Regions from separate parts of the Mus musculus genome. Here all the other regions are linked to region 1. A link is a loop called in an ENCODE intact Hi-C map of the cell type or tissue named here. Cell type or tissue: heart. All regions are shown on one strand. Region 1 holds the start of Psme3ip1 (proteasome activator subunit 3 interacting protein 1). Region 2 overlaps Ccl17 (chemokine (C-C motif) ligand 17). Region 3 overlaps Rspry1 (ring finger and SPRY domain containing 1). Region 4 holds the start of Arl2bp (ADP-ribosylation factor-like 2 binding protein). Region 5 overlaps Ccdc102a (coiled-coil domain containing 102A).

What was found. A loop is a pair of places that touch in the nucleus more often than their neighbours do. Peaks named below come from ENCODE experiments on the same cell type or tissue, not always from the same donor. Only the 100,000 strongest peaks of a DNase experiment are listed, where the experiment ranks them.
Region 2: it touches region 1 in a loop (3.0-fold over the local background); 12 of 42 quality-filtered maps call a loop at or near these places.
Region 3: it touches region 1 in a loop (2.0-fold over the local background); 6 of 42 quality-filtered maps call a loop at or near these places.
Region 4: a loop joins it to region 1, with 4 times the contacts of the local background. A loop is called at or near these places in 5 of 42 quality-filtered maps.
Region 5: a loop joins it to region 1, with 2.7 times the contacts of the local background. A loop is called at or near these places in 2 of 42 quality-filtered maps.

The regions. Positions count from the first base shown.
Region 1 is chr8:94,598,804-94,603,803 of GRCm38, forward strand. It overlaps Psme3ip1 (proteasome activator subunit 3 interacting protein 1), which reads right to left and starts at 2,923. Exons shown (of 8, transcript NM_028221.4): 1 at 2,694-2,923. Rspry1 (ring finger and SPRY domain containing 1) reads left to right here and starts at 3,138. Exons shown (of 15, transcript NM_026274.4): 1 at 3,138-3,627. It overlaps LOC115486880, which reads right to left and starts at 4,088. Exons shown (of 2, transcript XM_030243886.1): 1 at 4,010-4,088; 2 at 2,813-3,842. The coding sequence starts at 4,088. The coding sequence ends at 3,133. In heart, no CTCF peak of the experiment used is centred here; DNase peaks (open chromatin) are centred at 3,048 and 4,008; H3K4me3 peaks cover 3,684 bases; H3K27ac peaks cover 2,666 bases.
Region 2 is chr8:94,811,930-94,816,929 of GRCm38, forward strand. It overlaps Ccl17 (chemokine (C-C motif) ligand 17), which reads left to right. Exons shown (of 3, transcript NM_011332.3): 3 at 1-107. Among named protein-coding and RNA genes, the nearest start is that of Ccl17, 4.0 kb to the left of the region's middle. In heart, CTCF peaks have their summits at 1,061 (motif pointing left) and 2,805 (motif pointing right); DNase peaks (open chromatin) are centred at 962 and 1,645; H3K27me3 peaks cover 329 bases.
Region 3 is chr8:94,655,804-94,660,803 of GRCm38, forward strand. It overlaps Rspry1 (ring finger and SPRY domain containing 1), which reads left to right. Exons shown (of 15, transcript NM_026274.4): 15 at 2,901-4,473. The coding sequence ends at 2,997. Among named protein-coding and RNA genes, the nearest start is that of Arl2bp, 8.3 kb to the right of the region's middle. In heart, a CTCF peak has its summit at 2,433 (motif pointing left); no DNase peak of the experiment used is centred here.
Region 4 is chr8:94,664,449-94,669,448 of GRCm38, forward strand. It overlaps Arl2bp (ADP-ribosylation factor-like 2 binding protein), which reads left to right and starts at 2,152. Exons shown (of 6, transcript NM_024191.2): 1 at 2,152-2,453; 2 at 3,149-3,210. The coding sequence starts at 2,416. In heart, no CTCF peak of the experiment used is centred here; a DNase peak (open chromatin) is centred at 2,183; H3K4me3 peaks cover 1,973 bases; H3K27ac peaks cover 1,464 bases.
Region 5 is chr8:94,910,613-94,915,612 of GRCm38, forward strand. It overlaps Ccdc102a (coiled-coil domain containing 102A), which reads right to left. Exons shown (of 9, transcript NM_001033533.3): 2 at 2,471-3,196; 3 at 816-1,042. The coding sequence starts at 3,052. Among named protein-coding and RNA genes, the nearest start is that of Ccdc102a, 5.0 kb to the right of the region's middle. In heart, a CTCF peak has its summit at 2,902; DNase peaks (open chromatin) are centred at 2,525, 2,869, 4,389 and 4,593; H3K4me3 peaks cover 1,798 bases; H3K27ac peaks cover 2,762 bases; H3K27me3 peaks cover 401 bases.

The sequences.
Region 1 (5,000 bases):
GCGCACGCATGCACGCACGCACTCACGCACGCGCAAATCTAAAATACGTCTTAAAAGGAAAAAAAAAGTAGGAGAACCAACACCTGAAGTTATCCTCTGATACAACATGTAATATTGCGTGTAAATCTGCTCATACACACATACAAATATGTACATACACATATCAAAGACATCACATACAAAAGTAACTAAATGATAACTGTTAAACCAAAAAGATGGTGGAAACTTTGGATAAAATCTAGAAGGTGACAACCAGAAATTAAGCCCATGACTCAAGTAGATGCTTTCATCCTGAGGACTTCTCTGACCTGAACAATTCACTCTAGCAGTACTATGGAGAGGCAACAGAAGAATCAAGGGCAGCCCACAGGGTGTGCTCATAACCCTTCCCTCCCTATTGGAAACCGGGACCCAAGAATTACACGTTGAAAGGGAAGGGAGATAAGAATGAAAACTTTGGGAATAATGGACAAGAAAAACATCTATGGGAATTAAATACACGGATTACACAACAAATATACTTACGATATTTAAAATAAAAACCAAGCCTTGAAATTAACAGCAAAAATATGAAACTTCTTTTTAAAGTGATAAAAGTAAACAAAAACTTCAGGAGCTAAACCTACAGTGTTTAAGAGGGGACGTGGTGGCACACACCTTTATTCCCAGCACTGGAAAGGCAGAGGCAGTCAGATCTCTGTGAGTTCCAGGATAGCCTGGTTTATATAGCCAGTTTTAGGAGACCCAGGGCTAACTAGGGAGATTATGTCTCAAAAGACAAACACACCCCCCCCCCAAAGATTACAGTTTAATAACAGAGTTGGATCAGAAGAGAATTAATGAAGAAACTGCCCAGCCTGGAAATCTTGAGTTCTAGGCCACCTTGGGTAGCATAACAAGACCCTGCCAAAAAAAAAAAAAATAAAAAAAATAAAAAAAGCAAACAAAAACAGCTACTGGATACAAGAGTGAAAATGTGTGTGGAAGACAGTCGAACGCATCAATATATATGTGACTAGAACTTTACAGGATAAATCATTATTTCAATGTCAAAAAGGCTAATTCATATTGCCAAATATAGCATACACCTGTAATTTCAACACCTGAGAGAAAAAAAGGAAACAAAACAGGAGCTTAAGGTTATTTTTCCATACACATCAAACCCAAGGCCAGACTGTCTACAAGAGACTGTCTGAAAACAACCAAAAAAAAAAAAAAGATCAAATACCAAGATAATTGGAAAAAAAAAGCAACTCATGGTTTGAAGCATCATAATTGAAACTGCAAAACAAAGGTGAAAACACTTAGAAGCACTTCTAGAGGGAAACTGATCACATTCAAGAAGGAAGACGTGTCAATAAGGTGAACACACTAAAACTGATTAATCCTGCTTCCCTAAAAGCATATTACACTATATCCAAGCTTACAGTTGAATCACACTGTTCAATTATTTCACTGTCAATTTCTGAAGCTGAAGATTGCCTTTAAGCAAACGTACGGTGACAACGAAGGATGAAACCAGGTAAATGCTCCCCACATAATTCTTCCTTTTTTAAGACTTCAACTTCAGAGATAATTGGGCCATCCGACTTTCAGACCCTTACATATTATTCATAGCTCATCTTAGGCTCCAACTGAAACACAGGAGCTGCCTTTATTTCAACTCAGCTCCTTCTGTCATAGAAAGTTCTACAGATTCCTTTCAAATATCTCAGAAGCAGTACCCGCCAAACCATTTTGCTTGGTAGTTTATACTCTGCTTTGTTTTCTGGCAGTCTTGCTAAGGAAGCCAGGCCTGTCTCCAACTGACAGTCCCCCACACCCACACACAGCCTCGTGGTCCTAGGATTACAGGTACAAGCCACTACACGGAGCTCCTCCAAACCATTTTTATGATGTCTCTGGGGACACTTCAATAAATCAATTCACTTAACCAACGAAACTTGCTACACAGGTTGACAAGTCGCTGCAAATCCTACAGAGGTTCATATTAGACTTTGTGGGGTCCACTCTAGACTTAAACAATCAGACTGACCCAAGGGTGCAGCACAGGGTTTGCATTTTAAAACCAAGGGCCACAGACCTTGTGTTCCCCCAAGAAGCCATTTCCATGACCAATAGTTCTCCCTTTCCCTCTGCGTGGACTGGCATTCCAAGGGCACCAACTCTCAAAGAAGACATTTCAACGACCGGTTGTGTTCTAATAAAATAAGCACACAGCCTTGTTTCCTACTAGAAGAGAATGAGCGAGGCGCTGCAACGGGGAAATTTATTATGTACCCATCCTGCAACTACACACTTCGGGATTCAACGATGCTCAAGTCGGCATTCCACGTTTTCTAAGGAGCGAGGAGCTGCTCCGAATGGAACCGAGGCAGCAGCTCACTTTAGGCCTGATGGCTCCAGCTAACCGCAAAGTGCTGAAAGAAGACAAGGGGCCCGGCAGCTCGGGCGCGTAAGAAAGAGTCGGAACCTCCCACCACGACCGCCACGCCGTCCCGCAGACTCCCGCGGCTCCGCTCCGGAGTGGGCACCGCAAACTCCCAAGCCGGGCGACTCAGGACACCGCACTAGAAAGGACCGCGGGCTGGAGACAAACCTGGGCTCTAATCCTAACTCTGGCTTGGAGTTCACCCTCTCCACGGCCGAGAAGCCTGGTTTCGCCTCCCGGCGCGGACCCAGGCCGCACTCACCTACGAGAGCGCGGGAGGCGAGCCGCCCTCACCTCCGCGGCGCCTACCGTAAACCGTCGCCGCCAAGGCCACTCTCGCTCTTAAAAAACTAGAAAAGAAACCAAGAAAAGAACGACGGCTTAAAGGAAGAAAACACACTTCGCTATTGTATTCCTTTTGACCCTTCGGGGCTTCCTGTTCCTTACAGCCACAACACATTTCCACCCCGCTTCCGGCGGCATAGTCCAATCAACAGCTCTCTCCCTCCCCGAGCGCCTCGTGGAAATCCGGTGCTCCAAGACCGTATGGAGCGATCTGATTGGGTCGTTCGCCCTTCGGCAAGGGGATTAGCTGGTTCATTCCAGGCTGGCGGGCCGACCCGCGAGATCACGTGACACAAATCTTGACTGATGATTGGCTGTCTGAGAGAGAGGGCTTGCCACTGAGGAAGGGGCGTTTCCTAGGGGACTGAGGGAGGGCCCGGGCGGTGTGAAGCGGGGGTGGGCCCCTGCGCGTAATGGCAGTGCCGTGTCCCCGCGTCCATCTTTACCGCTCTCTTGGACCTGTCACAAAGGAGTCGCGCCGCTGTCGCTGTCCCCTCCCTCCGGTGGGCCCAGGAGCTAGTGCAAGTCAGTGCCACAGCCCGACCGCGCTGCTCTGGGAAGCCCCTTGGGGACGTGGCCGGGGAGGGAGCTTGAGGGCTAGCGACGCCTGTGAAGGAAGGGGACAGCCGCTGAAGCCTGGGTCGGAGAGACTGGACTGGGGCCGTGGCCGTCTCCGGGCAGGGGTCTTGGAGAGGGTGGCGTTGGTCAGAGCCTGGGAAGCAGCCGGCACACTCTCCTCCGAGGCCCGCGCTGGAGGCGCCTGAAAGCGGTTCCTGGAAGAGGGTGTTCCCCTTTAGGGGATCTTGACTGAAGGAGGTCCTGGGGTCACCCTCCCGAGGAGACTGGCTAAGGTGAGAAGCAGGTACCTCCTGGGGAGGCTCCGGACGCGGAGAGACCCTCGTTCGGGCTCCTCGGAACCGAAGGGGCCGAGGGGCGCACGTCGTGGGCAGGGATTCCTTCTGGGGAGTTTTGCGTTGCAGTGGGAAGCCGACTTCCCCTGGGATGGTCTGGTGTTGCCTTGGGGTGGAGAGTTCGACGTGAAGCGAGGCTGGGGAGAGTTCTTCGCCTTAGAGAGAGGCTGGAGGCGGGAGCCAGACCTAGCGGATTCTCCTACTCTCCAGGCCTGAGCTAAATATTAAGTAAAAAACCCTTGGGGAGGGCAGTCCTTTCCGTTGGAAAGCCCTAGATCGGGATGGTAAGCGGAAACGGGGATAGTCGGGGTTCTTCCCTCACTCTGGAGTCTGACTAGGTGTCCCAGAGTAAGGATTCTGCTGCCTCTGGCCTTCGCGCCAGAGTGGGACAGGGGAGTCATCCCACCAGCAGCACCCCCAAGCGAGCCTCCAAATTTGGCATTACTTCCTGCCGGGCCCGCTGTCTGCCTCACTTTCCCTGTTCTTACAGAGGGAGACCTAGTTAGAGCTACTGGGCTGAAACTCTTGAGATTCTGTCTTGCGCAGATGTCCGAGTAAGGTTTCGTCCCCTGGAGTGATGTACTTTGAACTTTTTTAAAGTTGGCAGTGTCTGTTACCGTCTGAGTAGAGTCGTGCAGTCTCCCAGGCTCCTCACTTAACCCATCTGCTTGTCCTTCCTTAGTTGAAGTGACTTGACATCTTAGAGTTTCTTCTGTAAAATAATCAACGCTGTGTGTGTGGAAGTAAGGTAGTGTAATGTATTGTTGTTGAGGAACAATGTGTTTTCTAATCTGGAAAATTGTTGATGTAAGAGACTAGCATAAATACTGGTCTTGATTACCTATAGAGCTCTGAGAACCATGTATCACTGAGTGAAATGTTAGTCTAAACCCTGCCTGCTTCCTAGACATGAAGAGGTTTCCAGCTTTTGTTTAGAGAGTTTTAATTTACTTTCCACTTCTAATAGTGCTGGGAGGAATTAGCATTTCCTTTGAGTAGTTTTTCTTTTAAGTAGTTTGTTCTAAATATTGTAGGCTCACTTTTTCTTGTATCTGTTCTTTGGCCTTTGAATGGCTACAGGTAGTGAAGACTAGGCAGCATCCCTCACCACTTGTAATTTGTAAATGAGCCTGTAGTTTTGTTTTGTTTTTCTTTCCATGAATTCTGCCTTGTGGTACCTCCAGAGTAATAGCTTACAAGGCACTTTTCAGTTTTCATTTTATGTAGAGTCTGCATTTCTTGAGACGATAACTTGCTGTGTAGACCCCTGTCATTACAAGACTACAGTATTAAAATAGTTACCTCTGTCAGTA
Region 2 (5,000 bases), 210 kb after region 1:
GCCCAAGAGCAGCCACAGAGCAGAAGTCCCTGTTCCCTTTTTTATGGACTCTTATGCACTACAGGCGAACACAAAAAAAAGCAACGGAATAAAGCCTTCCTCCCTCAGACTGGGTCAGTACGTTCTGTCCCCACAGTGCAGAACGCCTTCCATTCTAGCTGATCACACAGGGAGAGTCCTCACAGGACAGCTGCGCCTGCTCTGCCCAGGTTAACTGAGGCTGAGAGGGACACATGGCCCCATACAAATGAGAGGTGGAACTGGAGAGACGTGGTCAAGGGCAGGGCAGAGCAGAAGTGGTGAAGGAGCCTAGCAGGTCCCTCACAAGTGTCCCCCTCCCTCTGTACCCCATGGAAAGTGTCCAAAGGAATCCCAAGGAGGGCCTGTCTTCTCTGTACCCCAAGTGTCCCAATCACCCCAAGACCAGCCCCTATTATTGTCCCACATGAAGCTGAAGTCATCCAACCTGCGCTGGACTCTGCCACATGTCCAGACCCTTCTGAGTGTGTCTGCCTTCCTGGAGGCCCTGTCTCTCCTCCTTCATTTCTGAGTCCCCCCCCCCCCCCCCCACTGCAATCTGTTCTGCCCCCAGCTCCAGGCTCACGATTCCTCCTCTGTCCCCTCTGCACATGGGGCACTGTTGATGCCGACCGCACAGGCCCTGGGGTTTCTTCCCAGGCTCTTGGGGGCTGGCTACCTTTCCACTGGGCTCTGATGCTGGTGGTTCACTAAACTATGCCTATGTGTGCTTGCAGACCTGGCTCTGCCATTCTACAGAGGACTCTATGAGCACTCTGGGACTTCCGTGAGCCGCTGAAGGAATGGTACAGGGGTCTAGAAAGCCCTGTGTCCAAGCCTAGCTCAGAGCTGGGGCTGGACTGCTAAGGTCTCGTATTCCAGGTCAACCATGCTCAGTCAGCATGCCTCTCTTTCTAGGACAGGTTGTGGCACAAGCAAGGGTCTTCCTTTTCCCAGTCTGTCTGGGCTGCAACAGCGAGTTATCTGAGAGGGTTTTTTGTTGGTTTGTTTTTTTAACCTATTGCTGCCACCTTGTGGCCAGTTTTTGCCTTGAAGAACGAATGCTAAGTGTCCGAATAGGGTAGAACCAAGAACACCACATTAACAATCAGGAGGCTGGTGGCCCTGAAGTGGCTTCTCTGTGGACCCAGGGTTCCTTCTACTGCAATAGACTTCTCTCCCTTGAGCACCAGGAGTGTCCCTCCAACAACTACTTAAGATTCTGAGTCCCAAGGCTCCTTCTACAGAGTCTTTGTGTGTGTGGGGGGGGGGGGGGGAAGCCTCTGAATCCAGTGACTAGAGAGAGAAAGGATGGTTGGCGGGAGGGGGGAGGCAAAGGGGAGCCCCTACTGGAGGCTTGCATCCTGTGTTCCAGAAGAAAGGTGCCCTCGGAGTATTTTTTTTTTTTTTTTTTTTTTTTTTTTGAGACAGGGTTTCTCTGTATAGCCCTGGCTGTCCTGGAACTCACTCTGTAGGCCAGGCTGGCCTCGAACTCAGAAATCCGCTTGCCTCTGCCTCCCGAGTGCTGGAATTAAAGGCGTGCACCACCACTTTTTGCTCTACCAGAGAAAGCCTTCCAGAGACATCTGTTGGGTAAACTCAGATAAGCAGGGCCGCAGAGACCCATGAGAGGTGTCCTGTGGGCCCTGGAGAGAGTAAAGGGGTTATTTCAAGGCCACTGGACAGAGAAAGTGTGGGGCCACAACTGGCAACAAAATGCCAGGAGGAGGAGGAAGAGGAGGGTGCAAGGTGTGTGTGGTGACAGCCCCCACATTCCTGGAGGCACCTTAAGGAACTGTGGCTTGAAGACTCTCGTGCTTAATGAGAGAGGGGTAGAAATGGGGACGGGGAAGGGGATGGACAGTGGAGAGGGATGCAAGGCATCTGTTGGTTCTTCTGTCTTGAAAGCGCCTCCCCTGTCCACTTCTGAAATACAGTTTCCCTTCGTTGCTCCATGCAAAACACCACCACGCCCACAAGAACTTCCATGGTCTTCCTATTTCTGTAAGTCACTCCAAGCCCGACATACACATGCCTAATCTTGGCCAAATGTCACCTGTCACTTAGGGAGGCTTAGATTCCCCCAATTATTTTACAGTCTCTGATAACTTGGGTCAGCTAACTCAGTAAATGAATTATTTATATAGTGGACATTTGATAATATATTTTGTCAACATGGCTGGATGAATTCCTAAAGGAACACCACCTACAGGGAAATAAATTTTCAGAGGATCCCTAACACTGAAACACCCTTTAAGATGTGGAAATTGAAGGAGCCTGATATGACTGTCTACTGAGAGGCCCTGCCAGAGCCTTACAAATACAGAGACAGATGCTCACAGCTAACCACTGGACTGAGCACGGGGTCCCCAAGAGAGGAGTTAGAGAAAGAACTGAAGGAGATAAAGGGGATTGCAACCCCATAGGGAGAACAACAATATCAACCACCCAGTCCCCCAAGAGCTCCCAGGGACTAAGCAATCATGGTTCCAGCTGCATATGTAGCAGAGGATGGCCTTGTCAAGCATCAATGGGAGGAGAGGCCCTTGGGCCTATGAAGGCTCGATAGATGCCCCCAGTGTAGGGGAACTAAGGGCAGGGAAGTGGGAGTGGGTGGGTGGGTGGGTGGAGGAAAACCCTTATAGAAGCAGGGGAAGGGAGGATGGAATAGGGAGTTTCAGGGGGGGACTGGAAAAGGGGATAACATTTGAAATGTAAATAAAGAAAATATCCAATTAAAAAAAAAAGTGGAAATTGAAATTGGGCAGTTCTTCAATACCCCACCAGGGGGCGTGATGGCACAGTAATAGATGTCCAAAATTGATGATAGCTGCACATACTCTGGTCCTAACTGATTGGAGCTGTGGAAGACCTTAAACAGGGATGTCTGTAGCTGGTCAGATGGTCCCCTGGGGGAGCAGAGGTCAGAAAATAACCCAATACACTACCAGAGTTAGCAAGATAGGGGTGGGGGTGGGTGGGTTACAAGGACTAGAAGAGCCACCAACACCAGGAGCTTGGGCAAACGCTAAAAGCACTGGGCGAGAAGTCCACTGGCTTCTATTTCCTTCGCCTGTAACTGTTTCTCATCCACTTATCACAAGGCCACAAATACCAAGTGGTGTTTGTATCTCTGTGATCCAACTTTTGTGAGTTTTTAAAAATCGTTATAAGCTAGGCATGCTGGTTTATGCTTTTAATTCATGGGCCTGTCTGTGTTGCAGTAAGCATTAATTGGGTGTTTCTACCCCATCTGAGATCATTTAGTGCCTAAATAAAATATTTATAATACTCCTTAAAGCACTAGAACAGGGCAGATATTAACTCTCTATGCTATTTTGTCTACTTCTCCTGTCAAAATCCTGAGAGATCATTTGCTGTGTTCTGCTTGGACCGTTCCTACTCCAACTGACCATCCCTCATGGCCACGCCCTCATGATCTACCGACTCCATGTTGCCTTCTTCCCCATTCTCCTTACCCTTGTGGTCTCTCCTCAGACCCCAAGACCAAAGCCCTGCCTACCACTCTTCTGCCCAGCTACAAGCTGTAGGCATCTTTATTTAACCAACAGTTTTAAACGAAGGAAGAAGGTTTGCAAACAAAAGCTGGCATATGTGAGAATTCACTCATTTTGAGGCAACTAGACCTTGGGATATAGAACTTAGCATTACAATACAGCAACAGAGCAAACCTCAGCACACCTGGGAGGTGGAGGCCAGAGCCATCGTCTGTTACACGGTGCATCTGAGGCTAACCTAGAGTGTGGGAGAGCCTAACTCCAAAACGAAACAAAAAATGACAGTGTAAAGTCAGGGGCAGTGGTACATACCTGTAGTTCCAGCCACTCAGCAGACAGAGGCAGGAGGATTGCTTGCACCCAAGAGCAGGCTGGGAAACATACTGAGAAACCCTTTGTCATGGTCATGTTTCTATTGCTTCGATAAAAACACAATGACCAATGATATTTATAAGAGCTCATTTCTTTTTGTTTTTCAAGACAGGATTTTTCTGTGTAGCTCTGGCTGTCCTGGAACTTACTCTGTGGACCAGGCTGGCCTGGAACACTTGAGATCTGACTGCTGCCTCCCTCCTGCCTCCTGCCTCCTGCCTCCTGCCTCCTGCCTCCTGCCTCCTGCCTCCTGCCTCCTGCCTCCTGCCTCCTGCCTCCTGCCTCTGCCTTTCTGCCTCAAGAGTTGAGACTAAAGGCATGTGCCACCCTCAGGCTCTGAGACTTTTCCAAAGACCTTAACTTTCCAACCAAAAAACTTTCAGGACAAGTCAGTATGAAGCAGATTTGGTATTAACTAAGAAGTGGCTTGGTGGCTGGGAGCACTTGCTACTCTTCCACAGGACCCCAGTTTGATTCCCAGCACCCATGTGGCCACTCACAGCTGTCTTCTTTGGGCCTCCAAAGGTACCAGGCATACACATGGTACACAGACATCTATGCAGACGAAACACTCACACAGCATACTGGATTAAAGACAGGCATGACCATGTTCAACTAGGAACATTTTTAAATGAGATCATAAGGTGGTTTCTAGGGTGCCTTGGAAAGGAGTATGGATAAAGCCATAGGCCCCAAGGATTAAATTCAATCCTTATTAGCCTAGGTCACAAGGGAGTTAAGACATGTTTTGACTACAACAACAACAAAAATCTCAACATGTTTTTGAGATTCTCAAAGAAGCTAGCCCTTTCCCAGTTGTGAATCCGTAAGGACCTTCGAGTTTAAAGGTCACATACACTCAGGCCTTCAGCTTGACTCCCTGCTATTTTTTTTTAAAGATTTATTTTATATATGTAAGTACAGTGTTGCTGTCTTCAGACACACAAGAAGAGGGCATTGGATCCCATTACAGATGGTTGTGAGCCACCATGTGGTTGCTGGGAATTGAACTCAGGACCTCTGGAAGAGCAGTCTGTGTTCTTAACCACTGAACCATCTCTCCCTGCTATTTTAACATCTTTATTTGCATTA
Region 3 (5,000 bases), 57 kb after region 1:
AGAATGCATCTGGAGGATATCATCCTGAGTGAGGTAACCCAATCACAAAAGAACACACATGATATGCACTCACTGATAAGTGGATATTAGCCCAGAAACTTAGACTACCCAAGATACAATTTACAAAACACATGAAACTCAAGAAGAAGGAAGATCAAAATGTGGCTACTTCATTCCTTCTTAGACTGGAGAACAAAATACCCATGGAAGGAATTACAGAGACAAAGTTCAGAGCTGATACAGTAGAAAGGACCATCCAGAGACTGCCCTGCCTGGGAATTCATCCCATATACAACCACCAAACCCAGACACCATTGCATATGCCAGCAAGATTTTGCTGACAGGACCCTGATATAGCTGTCTCTTGTGAGGCTATGCCAGTGCCTGACAAATACAGAAGTGGATACTCACAGTCATCTAATGGTTGGAACACAGGGCCCCTAAAGAAGGAGCTAGAGAAAGTACCCAAGGAGCTAAAGGGGTCGGCATCCCTATAGGAGGATCAACAATATGAACTAAAAGTACCCCCACAGAACTGTGTCTCTAGTTGCATATGTAGCAGAGGATGGCCTAGTTGGCCATCAATGGGAGGAGAGGCCCTTGGTCTTGGGAAGATCATATCCCCCAATACAGGGGAATGCCAGGGCCAGGAAGCTGGAGTGGGTGGGTTGGGAAGCAGGGTTGGGGGAGGGTATAGGGGACTTTGGGGGTAACATTTGAAATGTAAATGAAGAAAATATCTAATAAAAAAAGAAGTGAAAAAAAAAACAAATTGGGGGGGTAGGGGAAAGTGACCCCTAGACCCCTAGAGAAGACTGAAAGGACACCATTTCTCTTGCCATACTAAATGGTTGTGAAGTCTGCCTTTGCCTCCCTCCTGAAAGCACTAAGCCCAGATACTTTCACTGGTGAACCTTTAACTTTTTCAAGGGGAAAGTAGTTCAAATTTATCTAAATGTCTCTAGATCACATGCAAAATAAACCTACAGCACTATTCTTATAAAATCTGCATGGCAAACACACTAAAAGCTGAAAAGAAAACACCAAAATGCTCAGAAAACTTCTTTTTGTTTCGTTTTGGGTTTTTGTTGACATGGGGTCTCACTCTGTAGGCCTGACTGGTCTGGAACTTGCTCTGTAGACCAGGCTGGTCTTGTACTCATAGAACACCAGCTTCTGCCTCACAAGCCCTGGGATTAAAGACAGGAGCCACTACACCTGGCTATAAGACCACTTTTTAAAATTACGATTATATATCTAAATAAAATATTAGTAGCTAGAGGGAGAGCCTAGCACTTTCTGCTCCTGTAGAAGACGTGGGTTAGGTTCCCAGTCCCTACCTGGTTGCTCAAATCCATCTGCAACTCAAATTCTAAGAGATCCCATGCTTTCTGACCACTGAGGGCACCACGTATGCAAGTGGTGCACAGAAATATGGACATACAGGCAAAACCCACACATAAAATAAGTAAATCTAAAAAAGGTTTTAATAAATACAATAAGAAGCTGGCTGGTGGTGACAGCACACACCTTTAATCCCAGCACTTGGGAGGCAGAGGCAGGTGAATCTCATGAGTTCAAGGCAAGCCTTCTGGTCTGCCCAGTGAAATAATCTCAAATAAAGAACAGATAAAAATGTCCTTAACGATATTTTAAAATATTATATTTGAGCTAAATGCTAGCATCTTTTTTATTATCTTTGGGCAGTGCAGGAATAGAACCCAGACCCTCACACATGCTAGGCAAGTACTATACCACTGAAATGCTTTTCTTTTCTTTTTACTTTTATAAGTTTTGTTTGTTTTTTAGATGAGGTGTTGCTATAGAGCTCAGGCTGCTCTGCCTCAGCTTCATAAGTGCTAAAGCATTGTAGGTATGACCACGCACTCAGGAACTAGCATCTTTTTAATGGTGATATGCTGGAAGCATCCTAAGATGTCAGGGGCAAGACAAAGATGCTGCCACTGCCTTGATTGCTTTGATTTACAACATGAATAAAAGTCAGCACTTCTTGCTATATGCGTAAATACCAATCTGTTAGTAGATTTGTCTGAAAGCCCTTTTTGTTTGTTTGTTTTTTGTTTTGTTTTGTTTTTTGAGACAGGGTTTTTCTGAATAGCCCTGGCTGTCCTGGAACTCACTCTGTAGACCAGGCTGGCCTCGAGCTCAGAAATCCACCTGCCTCTGCCTCCCAAGTGCTGGGATTTAAAGGCATTGTGCCATCACTGCCGTCCTTTTTATACTGGCTTAGAAAACTGACAGAAACGTAAGAATGCATGCCAAGGAGTATGTCATGCTTCTATTAAAAAGCTAGGAGGTCTGGAGAGATGAATCAGCAATTAAGAATACTGGTTCAATTTCCAGCACCCACATGGAAGCTCAGAACCATATGTAATTGTTCCAGGGGATCCAGTGCCTTCTTCTGGCCACTGCAGGCACTGCACATGGTACACATATGCATAGATCAAACACTCATGCACATAACATTTTAAAAAACTGAAAATCTAATATGCAATATAGGCCTTGTGTCACATCTGTGATATAAGATGTATTTAGTAAATATCTCTAGGATAAATGACAAGTTGATAGAGGAAAAAAATAGCATACATCCCTGAACATCCAAAATACATACACATTCATGTGTGTGAGTATAATATGTACATATAGACTTTAGTGAACTATAAACAACTTCTTTAGCCTACAGAGGAGGAGGATTAAAGATAAAAATGGGAAGAGAAATTTAATTTTTATTTAACTTTTTTAATGTGATTTTTCCAAACCATGTATATATAATATTTACCCTTTCCCCAATATACTTGTTAACATTTTGGATTTAGCTAGCAGGTAGAATTTGTCCTTTAAAGCATTAATTTAACTGGCATTTATATCTTTTTCCTCAGCGACCTGTGCATGGATTGTGCCTTGCAACTGGAGACCTGCCCATTGTGTCGTAAAGAAATAGTGTCTAGAATCAGACAGATTTCTCATATTTCATGACACATGTGAAGAGATATCATGGACCTATTTCTACTCAATTCCAGCCAATGTTCAAAAAGAAAAAAAAAACCACAAACATCTCTAACCAGTTGTACGCACATTGAAACTTATAGCCATGGCCAGATTTTATGCTAAAATTGGTAGTTTATCAAAGACAAATTCTCTTAGTCTAATCCAACTTGCCATCCCTGAATTCCTTTTGAGGCCAAGGAAGGCTGAATGTCAGCAGGTGGGCCTGTGGTACTTCCATGAAAAATAACAGGTGGCAAGGGTCTCCTGAATACTGAAACCACGCCAGAATTCTTCATGTTGGGTTTATTTGATTGTTTAACACAAAGTGTTTTGTGTCTTAGTCTACAGTTTTTATTTTGGAGTGAAGTCATTTTGGAGAAGTAATTGACAGCGTGTCTGGGTTAAGTATCACTGGTCAGAGAACCCAGGTGTGTTAAGCTTGGATATTGCACTGCAAGACTTGAATCTATAAACGTAGCGTCGCTTAGATCACACAGGTCATTACTACAAACAGCACGAAGATCCTGAAAGAAGGTGCACAGACTGTAGGGAAAGAATAACAACAAAACCCAGTTTTTTTTTATATTTCAGTGATTCCAAAGAGCATTCTAGTTTTTTTAAACTACAGAAAATTGGTGGTATTTTCATCCATGGTGTTTCTATCCAGTTTCAGTACCCATGTTTTGTGAGGAAAATGTTTTACCAATGCAGGAGGAACTCTTAAACCAATTGCAATGTTAGACTGGAGAAAATTGGTAGTTAGTGTATCTTTGAGGTACCATCAAATCAGGTTTTTTTGTTTTGTTTTGTTTTTAAAAATTTTTTAATCAGTATTGTTTTGGGAAGTAATATACTTTGAAACTCTTCAATTAGTAATCTCTAGAAGACAGCCTGGGAACACATATTCTGTTGTTTCAAATAAATACATGTTTTTGAATAGCAAGTTCAATCATGAATTGTTGACTCTGTCTTCATCAAAAGTGTTTTATATCCCTCTCAGGGTCTCTGGTGAAGGCCTTCAAGAGTCCACTTTTTTCTCACAAAAAAAAAAAAAAAAATTGGAAGGTAGAATTGTAAATTTTTAAGACTTATTTCATAATGGTGTACCTCAGCAACTGCCTTTCAATTTATGCCAAGTCCTTACTTACTGAGTTTATACTTGAACAGTAGATGTCTTCTGAGTTTTACAGTGTGTTAAACTCACTGCACATCCTATTTCCTTCCTTTCCTTCTTTCTTGTTTGTGGTTCATTAAACCGGTCCTACAACGGAGGCGATCTCCTTCCTGGCTGTATGTGTTGGGGTGCTGGGGTTTCCTTGTGTCTCTCTGGTCTTCCATAAATCCAAATATATATATATATATACATATAAGTATATATAGATATAGTTATGTGTTCTTTCAGCTTGTGGCGAATGCAGTAATTTGCATTGAAGAATAAAATATCTGTTGCATTTTTTACTCTTAAGATTTCACAGCTCTCATTGGTGTCTTCTGCTAAAGCTCCTACTCCTCAGGGTGGAGAGAATCAAGTATAAGAAGGAAGGGAGAGAAGTCGGGCCTGCAATACCAGCACTCAGAAGGCTGAGACTGGAAGATTTATATGAATGCATTTTCAGCCAGCCTAGGTTACTACATAGTGAATTCCAGAATAGTCCGGGGTATATAGCACTGGATCTTTAGCTCAGTGGTAGAGTACTGTCTGGCATGCTCAAGGCCTTGTGTTCCTTTCCTGGCACCTCAAAGAAAAAGTTAAAGTTTAACTAGGTATGGTATATAGCAGCAAATTAGCTATACAGCTTTGTGTTCCCGATGGGTCACATGTGTGCACCCGCTCAAGAGCTATCTTGATTCTCAAAAGAAAGACACACACACACACACACACACACACGGCTAGGCAGTTCTAATCCTCTGCCCAGCTAGCATACATTTCCCTCCAGTACTACTGGTTCAACACCATCTAAATCTTTATCTTTGCTGCCCTGTTACCTTCT
Region 4 (5,000 bases), 66 kb after region 1:
GGGGACTGAACTCAAGAAAAACATGAAGTTGTCAACCTATGAGCCATTTCTTCAGCCTCTTTTTTTTCCCCAGATTTTATTTTATATGTAGAGTATCTTACCTGAAGGTTCTGCTCCCTATCTGTCGGAATATTGGGGAGGGGGTGCTATTTTTTATTATTTTTGTTTGTTTGTTTTGACGGGGTCTCTCATAGTCCTGGCTGGTCTAGAGCTCCCTTTGTAGACCAGACTGACCTCAAACATACCTACCTGCCTCTGCCTCCCAAGTGCTGGGATTAAAGGTGTACTTCATCATGCCTGACAGGAATACTTGCTCGAGTCCAATTGCTGTTGTGTGAGAAAACCCAAACACCTCCAGAAAGCCTGTATGGAGAGGGACTGACACCCTTCCCCAAGCCACTACCCCACCACCACCACAATCCTCACCAACTCCCAGCTGTGAGCCACCACTAAATTGCCACCCACCTGAGCTCTGTGAAAGTCATCTCAAGCTCCAGTGCAACCAAATGGAAAAAAGATATCCTTGCCAAGACCTTCCCAAAATGCAGATTAATAAGTAAATGAAATGTTTTAGTTCACTAGGTTTCTTGAGAGAGGAGTTGTAAAGAGCAATAGGTAACTAGTGGAGACAAATTTTTCATTCCTTTTCTCCGTGGATCCATGATTTGGAATCAGCAGGCAGTTCATGTATGTATTCAAAAGTAAATAGGATATAGAAAAAGGATCTAATAGGATCTTAGTTGTCTGCTCTGAGCTGTCTTACCAGTGCTCAATGGAACAGAATTTTTAGATGCTTGTCCTAGTTTGCTTATCAGAGCTGTGACAAAACACTAATCAAAACCAATTTGTGAGAAGAAAGGGTTTATTTTGTTTCCACTTCCATGCAACAGTCCATAACTGAGGGAAGTTGAGATAGGAACCTGAAGGCAGGAACTGAAGTAGATAAAGAAATGCTGTTAACTGGTTTGTTCTCCATAGCATGCTGAGCTTCCTTACATAGATCCTACACCTGCCCAGATATGGCACCACCCACAGAGGACTGGGCCTTCCCTCAGTCATTAAAATAATCCACATTCAAAACCAGGAGGTGATGGCACATGGCCTTTAATCCAAGTGCTTGGAAGGCAGAGGCAGGTGAGTCTCGAGTTCAAGGCCAGCTTGATCTACAGAGTGAGTTCCAGGACAGCCAGGGCAACACAGAGAAACCCTGTCTTGATGAAAAAAGACAGACACACACAAAATCAACTTCTTTCCAGGTCACTCAGGTCAAGCTGACAAAAAACCTACCAGCACGCCTGTCTTCAGCTTGACCAGGATACTCTGATCTTCCAGTGTCTTTGAAATCATCTTGGTTCCTGATGCTGTTAAGATAGATCCATGGATACACATTTTATGTCCATTCCAAAATGATTCAGATTGGCCACGTAACCCTAATTCATACCATAAATTTTCTAGTTATGTACTACACATTTGGCTAAAAGGTATCAGACCACCAAAGAGGCATGCTTAAAAAGGGGGCGGGGGGGGGGGGCGATCCCAGGAAACCTTTCTTCATGGTGTGGCAGTTTTAGAGGGGACTTTCTCCAAAGCAGTTATTCAATTTCTGATTACATCTCTCTCAGTGGTTGTCAACATTTTTGTGCTGCATAATTACCCAAGGAACCACTTACTGCCTAATAATTGTTTACGGGTTTGGTGCGAGTAAGCTGGCAGCAAACTCACTATGTAGCTGAGCAGGTCTTGAATGCCTTAAACCTCCACCTTCCAAGTGCTGGGACTACAGACGCATGCCACAACGCACTGCTTTTGATTTGAAGATCACAAATTAAGTTACAAGTCATCCACTTAATGCCGTGGACCCTTCCATACTTCCAAGAAGTAACTCTCTAGTAAATCAGACGTCTGCATTATCTAGGACAAACTATGAGAGTGGCTTTCGAGCAATTTGGCTATTTCTAGCGCTCTTAAAACACGGTTTCAACTACCTGATCTTTACAATTCCTAAATTGAAAATGAAGAAACCGAGGCTCTTGGCTCCAATTCTTTCATCCAGAAAAAAAAAAAAAAAGTCTACTGCCACCATTTTTTGCAGTCTTCTGCGTGAGACCGGGAACCTGAGGCTGTGATTGGCTGCTGGAACCGCGGGTAACCATAGTGACAGGAGGCGGGGCTGCGAGCTCCGTCTGCCCTAACACACCGGCGGGGTAGCCCCGCGAGAGGCCGGCGGGCGCTGGGCCCAGCCAGGAGCCGCAGCCCCGTCCTCGCGCGATCGCCGGGCGGGGCGTGGGTGCGGCCTTCTGCGGGCCCTTGATGCAGTTGAGGCCGCGCGGGTCAGAGAGGATCCCGGCCCGGCGGCGGGCGCGGTAGGAAGCGGCAGGGCCCCGGGCCCGGGCCGGTGACTGCGGCGCCCCTACGATGGACGCCCTAGAAGAAGAGAGCTTCGCGCTGTCCTTGTAAGTGAAGCGGCCAGGGTCTGCTCGACCTCGGCCTGCGGACGTCCTCTGGGTTGCGGGCTGGCCGGTCGAGGCTCCGCTCTAGCGGGGCGTTTTCTTCCCGTGGCCACCACGGGCATATGTCACAGATAACCAGCGCTTCCATCACAATCCTCTGGCCTCAATCGTGGCCGTCAGCAAAAACCCAGAGGCCTTGAGCTGCCCAGGCTGGCGGCGGCCTCACCGCCTGTCTAAAGCCACTCCTGACCAGTTACCCCCTAGGCCGGTGCCACTCCCGCGTGCGGTCACATTCACCAGCAGATAGGTGTGGCGTTAAGAGCCAGGATGCGGTGAGTAAATCCTGCGGGTAATAAACGCGGAAGTATGAAGTTGTGCCGCACCAGCCTCAGCTACCCAAATTGTTGGCTGCTTTTGTGATTGTCATACCGGTTTTCGTCACGAGTGTTTTCCTGTGTTTGTAATTTCTGTACTAGACAATAATCCTTGATTGGTGAAACTGAGTGATGGGAGGATCATCTTGCTATTATTTTTATGCACGTTGGGAATCTTACATTTTAAAAAATGCTAGTGGGCTTTGTTGTGATTGCCTGGTGTGTGCAAGGCCTTGGGTTCAATGCCCTTACCCACAGAAAACACAAGTTCAGCTCGAAAAATAATTATTTGGACCGGCACCTAATCCTGATGTGTTTTTTCAGCTCCTCCGCCTCTGATGCAGAATTTGATGCTGTGGTTGGATGTTTAGAGGACATTATTATGGGTAAGTTTCGACACTACTAAGTGACTTGTGCCCCTCTAGTTCCTATGGTCAATTCCTTGATTTAAATCAAGTAGACCCTTGCTTTACAACAATTTTTTAATGTATTCATTTACATATGTGATGGATCGTGGGTGGGGTTGTTGCCAGGAGACTATGGCTATGTGGAGCTCAGAGGACAACTTTGTGGAGTTGGTTCTCTCCTTCCACCTTCATGTGAGTTCTGAGGGTTGATCTCGGGTCACCCGTCTTACACAGCAGTGCCTTCAGCCCCCAAGCCATCTCAACACCCCAAACCTCTGCTTATAAGGGCATGCAGAGAAATAAATGTGAAGAGTTGATTTTCAAAACACAAAACACTGAAATTTTAACACACCGCACAATGTAATAGTAAGCAAGCCATACTGAGTTTTGTTGTCTTTATAAACAATCTGTGGGTCAGCAAGATGGCTTAGTGTGGGTAGTGGCACTCGCCCACAAGCCTGACAACCTTAGTTTAATCCCCAGGGTCCACAAGGTGGTACTGGCTCCCTAAAGTTGTCTTCAGACTTCCATACACAGGCTGTAGCAGGCATGCGCCTACTTGAAAACAAAATAAGTAAAATTATAATTTAAAGAAGAAAGAACCCAAAACCTAGTATGTGGCACACCTCTATAGTCTCAGCACAGGTGGGTAGAGGCAAGAAGATAGGAGAGTTCAGGTCCTGGCTCTGCCCTCTAAGCTCTCATGCCTTTTAATTAATGGCCATTGATTGAAGGTTTCAGAGGAGACCAATTTAGGAAACCAGTTAACTGGCAGATAGGACAGAGCTCTTGGCCAGGCTTCAGGTGATATTGACCAATTTTATTTCACACAGGCAATAAGAAAATTTTTGGTTGTTATATCGTTTTGAGCTTTAACATTTTCATGCTATAGAACAGAACATAAACCCTAACCCTCTACAGCACTTGTCCATGCAGGAAACTGGGTGTCAGATCTCATTGGATCTCTTCATTTTCTTTTGTTGTTTGCCTTAGGGTTTGTATTCCTGCACAAAAGCATCATGACTAAGAAGCAAGTTGGGGAGGAAAGGGTTTATTCACCTTCATTTCCACATTGCTGTTCATCACCAAAGGAAGTCAGGACAGGAACTCACACAGGGCAGGAACTTGGAGGCAAGAGCTGATGCAGAGGCCATGGAGGGTGCTACTTATCGGCTTGCTTCCCCTGGCTTGCTCAGTTTGCTTTCTTATAGAACCCAGGACTACCAGCCAGGGATGGCACCACCCACAATGGGCTGGGCCCTCCCCCTTGATCACTAATTGAGAAAATGCCTTACAGCTGGATCTCATGGAGGCATTTCCCCGAGGGAGGCTCCTTTCTCTGTGATAACTCCAGCTTGTGTCAAGTTGACACACAAAACCAGCCAGCACAATGTTGTTTTTTAGTTTTTGGGTTGTTTTTGATATTGTTTTGTTTTGGGTTTTTTTAAGATTTATTTACTTATTTCATGTATATGAGTACACTGTCACTGTCTTTAGACAGACCAGAAGAGGGCATTGGATCCCATTAAAGATGGTTGTGAGCCACCATGTGGTTGCTGGGAACTGAATTTAGGACCTCTGGAAGAGCAATCAGTGCTCTTAACCACTGAGTCATCTTTCTAGCCCCCTTGATATTGTTTTTTGAGACAGGGTTTCTCTGCGTAGCCCTGGCTGTCCTGGAACTCTGTAGAGCAGGCTGGTCTTGAACTCAGGAATCCGCCTGCCTCTGCCTCCCAAATACTGGGATTAAAGGCGTGCGCCACCACTGC
Region 5 (5,000 bases), 310 kb after region 1:
CCTGCCTTTGCACCTCTCATCCAGACTCCTCCGGACCTCCAGACCTACCCGTTCACAAACTGTTACTTTGCTGAGCCAAACACAACTCCTCTAACCCTAAACTTCCTAACCAATCTCCATTCCTGCTTTTTCTGAGCCTGCTACCCTCTCTACCACCAGAAGTAAGCTGGAGGTCACCGTAGGCTACACACGGTCAGCATGGGTTCATGTACTGAGGCCCTATTTTAAAAACAAAAGGATGGGGAACTGAGAGATGGCTCAGAGGTAAAAGTACTTGCTGCCCTTACAATAGACCTAGGGTTGGTTCCTGGCATCCAAAATGGCAGTTTATAAACATCTGTAATTCCAGTTCCAGGGGATCCAATACCCTCCTCTTCCAATACCCATGGGCGCCAGACACACACACGGTATACACATACACATATAGACACAAACATACACTCACAGACAGAAGGATGGGCAGACAGATAACATACGCACGCACACATCACACACATAATATTTAAAAATCTTTACTAAAAAATGAAAAAGAATGTAGTGGGTTCACTGTTCTAAAATCTTAGATTGTGGGGTTTGGGATTTAGCTCAATGGTAGATAGAGCACTTCCCTAGTAAGCACATGTCCTGGGTTCAGTCCTGTAGTGGGAGGCTGCAGGGGGGAGGGGAGAAAAATGACCAAAAAGACCAAAACAAAAATCCACCCTGAGGGAAGTAAAACCTGAGATTGTGCCTCAACGGCTTTCATGTGTTATCACTTAGGATTCTGGGGGTGCCAGGCTCCAGCCCCTCACCCAACCCCACCGCCCATAACTCACTCTCGCTCCTTGAGGAGCACTTTCTGGGACTCATCTAGCCGTAGGCGCAGAGCAGTCAACTTGGAGGCATCCTCTTCTGTACTGGCTGTGTCCTCCCAGGGCAGGCGGTTGCGATCCTGGCGTCCTGAGCTGACCCGAGGGCCCCCTGCTGCTACACTGCAGGCATCCCAGCAGCCCTCAGGCTCCTCTGGTCTGCTCTTCAGCAGGCTCTCTACCAGGTCCAGCTCCTGTGGGGACCAAGGTAAGGGACTGCCTGGTCCAGGGCCTTGCTCTGGCCTCCATCCTCATGGCTAGCTGAGGCCCTGCTCTGGAAGGAGCTTGCTAAGTGACCTGAGGCAGGTGATAACAGTGCCTCCTGGCCCTGGTTTTGTCTTTGGCATTTCATTTTATTCTCCTCTGGGCCTCCGCCTTCACATCCTGGAAGAACATTGCCAGCTACCAGGGTTTCCTGTTTCCTGGAACATTCCCCGGGAAGGCCCCCATCACCCCAAGTATGCAAACACTGGGTGCAATGGTTGCAACTAGTGAGGCAAGAATTCCCACCAAGGCTCAGGATTCCGATTCAGGGGCAAACCTGGGCACAGGGAGGCTGGTGGCTCTGAGAACTTGTGAAGGACTGACCTCCTATTCCCCTGACCTCAGATGGTCCTGTGGTGCACTCTGGCTGCCACCTGGGACAGATGGGAATGACAGAAAGGAAGGGTCACACCTGAGCTGGCATGTAAACTCAGACTGTAGACCTGGGGCTCTAAACTGTCCCTGGGGACTCTGGGGCTGTGATGACTACCAAACAAGAGGGCAAAGAGAACACGAGGCCCTGGTAGCTAGGTTAGAAAAATGTCTCCAAATACTAGGTCATAGGGAGAGGGTTAGGTCAGAGAGGAGGGGAGCAGCTAAGAGAACCATTGCTGGGGTCTGGTCTTCTGGGGACCAAAGCTGGGTCTTTGCCTCTGTGGCCCGCCCTTGGGATTCTGTCATTCTGACCAACTATAGTGTTAGCATTCACCACCAGGGTACAAACCCAGCTGCCGGAGGAACCAACACAGAGCTCAGTTCTGAACCTCCCTGTGTCTCAGGGTCTGCTGTAGGAGATAATGTGACTGTAGACCCTGAATGATGGGGACAGCTACCGCCACTGCCCAGGCTCAGCAGGCCCCCAGCCTCCGGGCTTCTGCAATGACGGTAGATTATGGATTCTGGCACTTCCTGCAGCTAATCTGTATGCCTCCTCTCAGTCCCAGCTTAACTAACTTTTTGTTTTGTTTTGTTTTGTTTAGACAGTTTTTCTGCCACCCCTCCCAAAGGCTCCCAAAGAGACCACATCCCTTCAGGATGAAAGAATGAGGAGTCAGCTCTATCACTAATCTAAGCCAAGTTCAAGGATCTCTCCTGTGCTTATTATGGAAGATTCTTTGATTTTGATGACTTCTAAATGGGGAGGAGGGACGGCTAGAACTTGGGAATCTCCAAAGCAAGGTGACCTTTACCTGCTCCAGATCCCCACCACCACCACCATTAAGTGGACGTAGGGCTGACCAGCACCGCACTGGAAACCAGATCCTTACTAGCTCTTGTCACTGCTCCCTCCCATCTGGGCCCCTGTGCAACACTGGCCCGAATGCCAGCCTTCTTCCAAGTCGTGTAGTAGGGCGCACCTGGCTGCCAGGCGGCCTTTCCGCCCCGATGTCGCGCACCGGCTCCTGCTCGCGTTCGGGCTCCGGACCGTCGTGAGTCTTGTCGGCCGCACTGTGCACTCCCCGCAGCCGGGCCAGCTCGCGGCCGCGCGCCTCGCACTCGCCCTGAGCCTCCTGGCGCTCACGGCGCGCGCCCGCCAACTCCTTGGTGAGCGTATCCAGGCGCTGGCGCAGCTGGCGCACCTCTTCCCGCGCACGGTTGCGCTCGGCGCGCACCTTGCTCCACTTCTCGCGCCAGTTCGCCGTGCAGTCCGACCACCAGCGCATTGTTTTCTCCATCTGCAAGGCTCGCGCGCGCGCCTCCTCCAGCTCCCGCAGCCGCAGCTCCTCGCGGCTCTCCCAGTCGCCGTCGGCCAGCAGAGCGGGAGCAGTCAAGGGTAGTGAGGGTGGCGGTCCTGGTGACGGGGTGCCGCTAGGCGGCGTGGGTGGCAGCGAGTCGGCCGGGCCCATGCGCTCCGGGGACGGGCTGCCCAGGATGGTGAGCAGGCTGCTCTTGGACAGCTGCGGAGACTCAGCCAGCCGCGGGCTCGGACCGTGGCTCATAGTGAGGCTGGGCTGGCCTTGGGTGCGAACTTGGGGCTAGGCTCAAGGACGGCGCGTAGGACAGAGATCTAACATGATCTCACTGCGTGTGATGGACGCCTCGATCCACTGCTCTCTAGGATACTCTGGGGTGCCTCTTCAGACCTGCGGAAGAACAGGACCATTACTGGGCTGTGCCCACCACCGACAGTCACCCGAATCAGCCCTGTGTGTGCTCAGGGGATGAAGAGGGCAGTACTGGCAGAAGCAGGGGGAGGTGTGCTCCAGGGTGGCCCCTAAGTCCAGTAGAGACCTTCAGCCCTGGCTCCAATGCCCCTCATACTCTCAAGGCTGCTTGTTGTGCCACTGGGCCTTTCTGGGCTTCTGCCTCTCCACCTGTACATCGGGGACCTGGCAAGGAAGCCCAGGATTCCTTCATCAGGGTGTGCTTCAGATTCACCTGGACCCTCGCTTAATTAACAATTAACAGTTCTATGGGCCAGGATGTTTGGCAGGGACGCAGCAGAGACTCTACATTTCAGAAGTCCATATGAGTATTCAAGTAACATCAGCGAGACTTCAAGTCTCTCGGGCTCCCCTTCGGGCAAAGCCACCAACAAGCCCTCTACCACTGAGCCCAAATCAACCACCCTCATTACTTACAGTACCATACATATCTCAACCCCAAAGATGCTTGTGTAGACAGTCACCAGCCAGCCACACAGACCCCGGCTCTAGTTCCTAACAGGCAATGTGCCTGTCCTCTCTGACTCAGAGTCTCGGCCCGTGTGATGACTTGGTAGCCTTGGCGCCCACAAGCATCTAGACATTTCTGCACACACAGACACATCTGGGAACATACACGCCATCTCATCCACACAAAACAGGGATAAATGACACAGTCAGAGATGGACCTATAGGCACCATGTGGTTATACAAATAGATAGATATACTTGCACCAGCACACGGATGGGCCCCTAAACATACACTCTTAAGAGAACTCTGAACACACACACATACACACACGCACACACACATATGCACATACTCCTCCTTCCCCATGTTCCTGGCCCAGTTCCATCAAAACAGACCTAAGAGAAGCAGTACTAGCATCTGCAGGGGAGAGGAGAGGGGTGGGGATTGGCAGGAAGCCCAAGTACCAGTCCTGAGGGCAGGCCTTTCCACAGCCCCACAGAAGTGTGACAGCGGGTGCTGTTGCCATATCCACTGGCTTGGAGCTGCCAGGCCTGGCAAAGGGCTCTGCTCGACTTAGAGAAGACTCCAACTGGCTCCTTTGAGAAAGGCCAAGCCCATGAAACAGGAGCAGGGCAGACATTATCCAGGCCCCTAATAGCTTCCAGGTTGGGGCCTCCAAAGGCAGCCCTGGCCAGTCTGGGTTGCGGAGGGGGTGGGGGAGGCCAGGAAGGCTGTGAACACCCTCTGCTTTTCTCCTTATGCCTGGGACAGGTATGCACACGCATAGAGGGGGAGGTGAGGCGCATCCACCCCTCCCCCACAAGCACACCTGTGCAGACCCCAGTGCAGCTGGCCTCTGCCTAACAACACCCCCTCACCCCCATTCCCACCCTACTCACATAACAGCCTTGGAAACACTCAAGTAGCTTCAGTAACCCGGGTACACATGCCTCATGCTATAGATAGGCAGACAGGGCCCAGCTGCCGGTCACTTGCCCCTTCCTGCCCAGGTTCAGTGCCTTCTTTGTTTGATGACATTATAGGGGGTGGGCTCCCGATTTATCACAATGCTGCCACTGCACTCCAAGCTCGGGGGGGGGGAGCAGCCCCCACATACCCAGAGGGTTCCTTTCTGTCTTCATCCTTCCTAAAGTCAGGCAGCCCATCCTCCTGACTCAGGTGCCACTACTAGGAGGAAATGCCCTAGATGCCCTGTCCCATCCCACAGCCAGCCATACCTGGCCAGTGGCCTCTCTTATAGCACAGCCTCCCA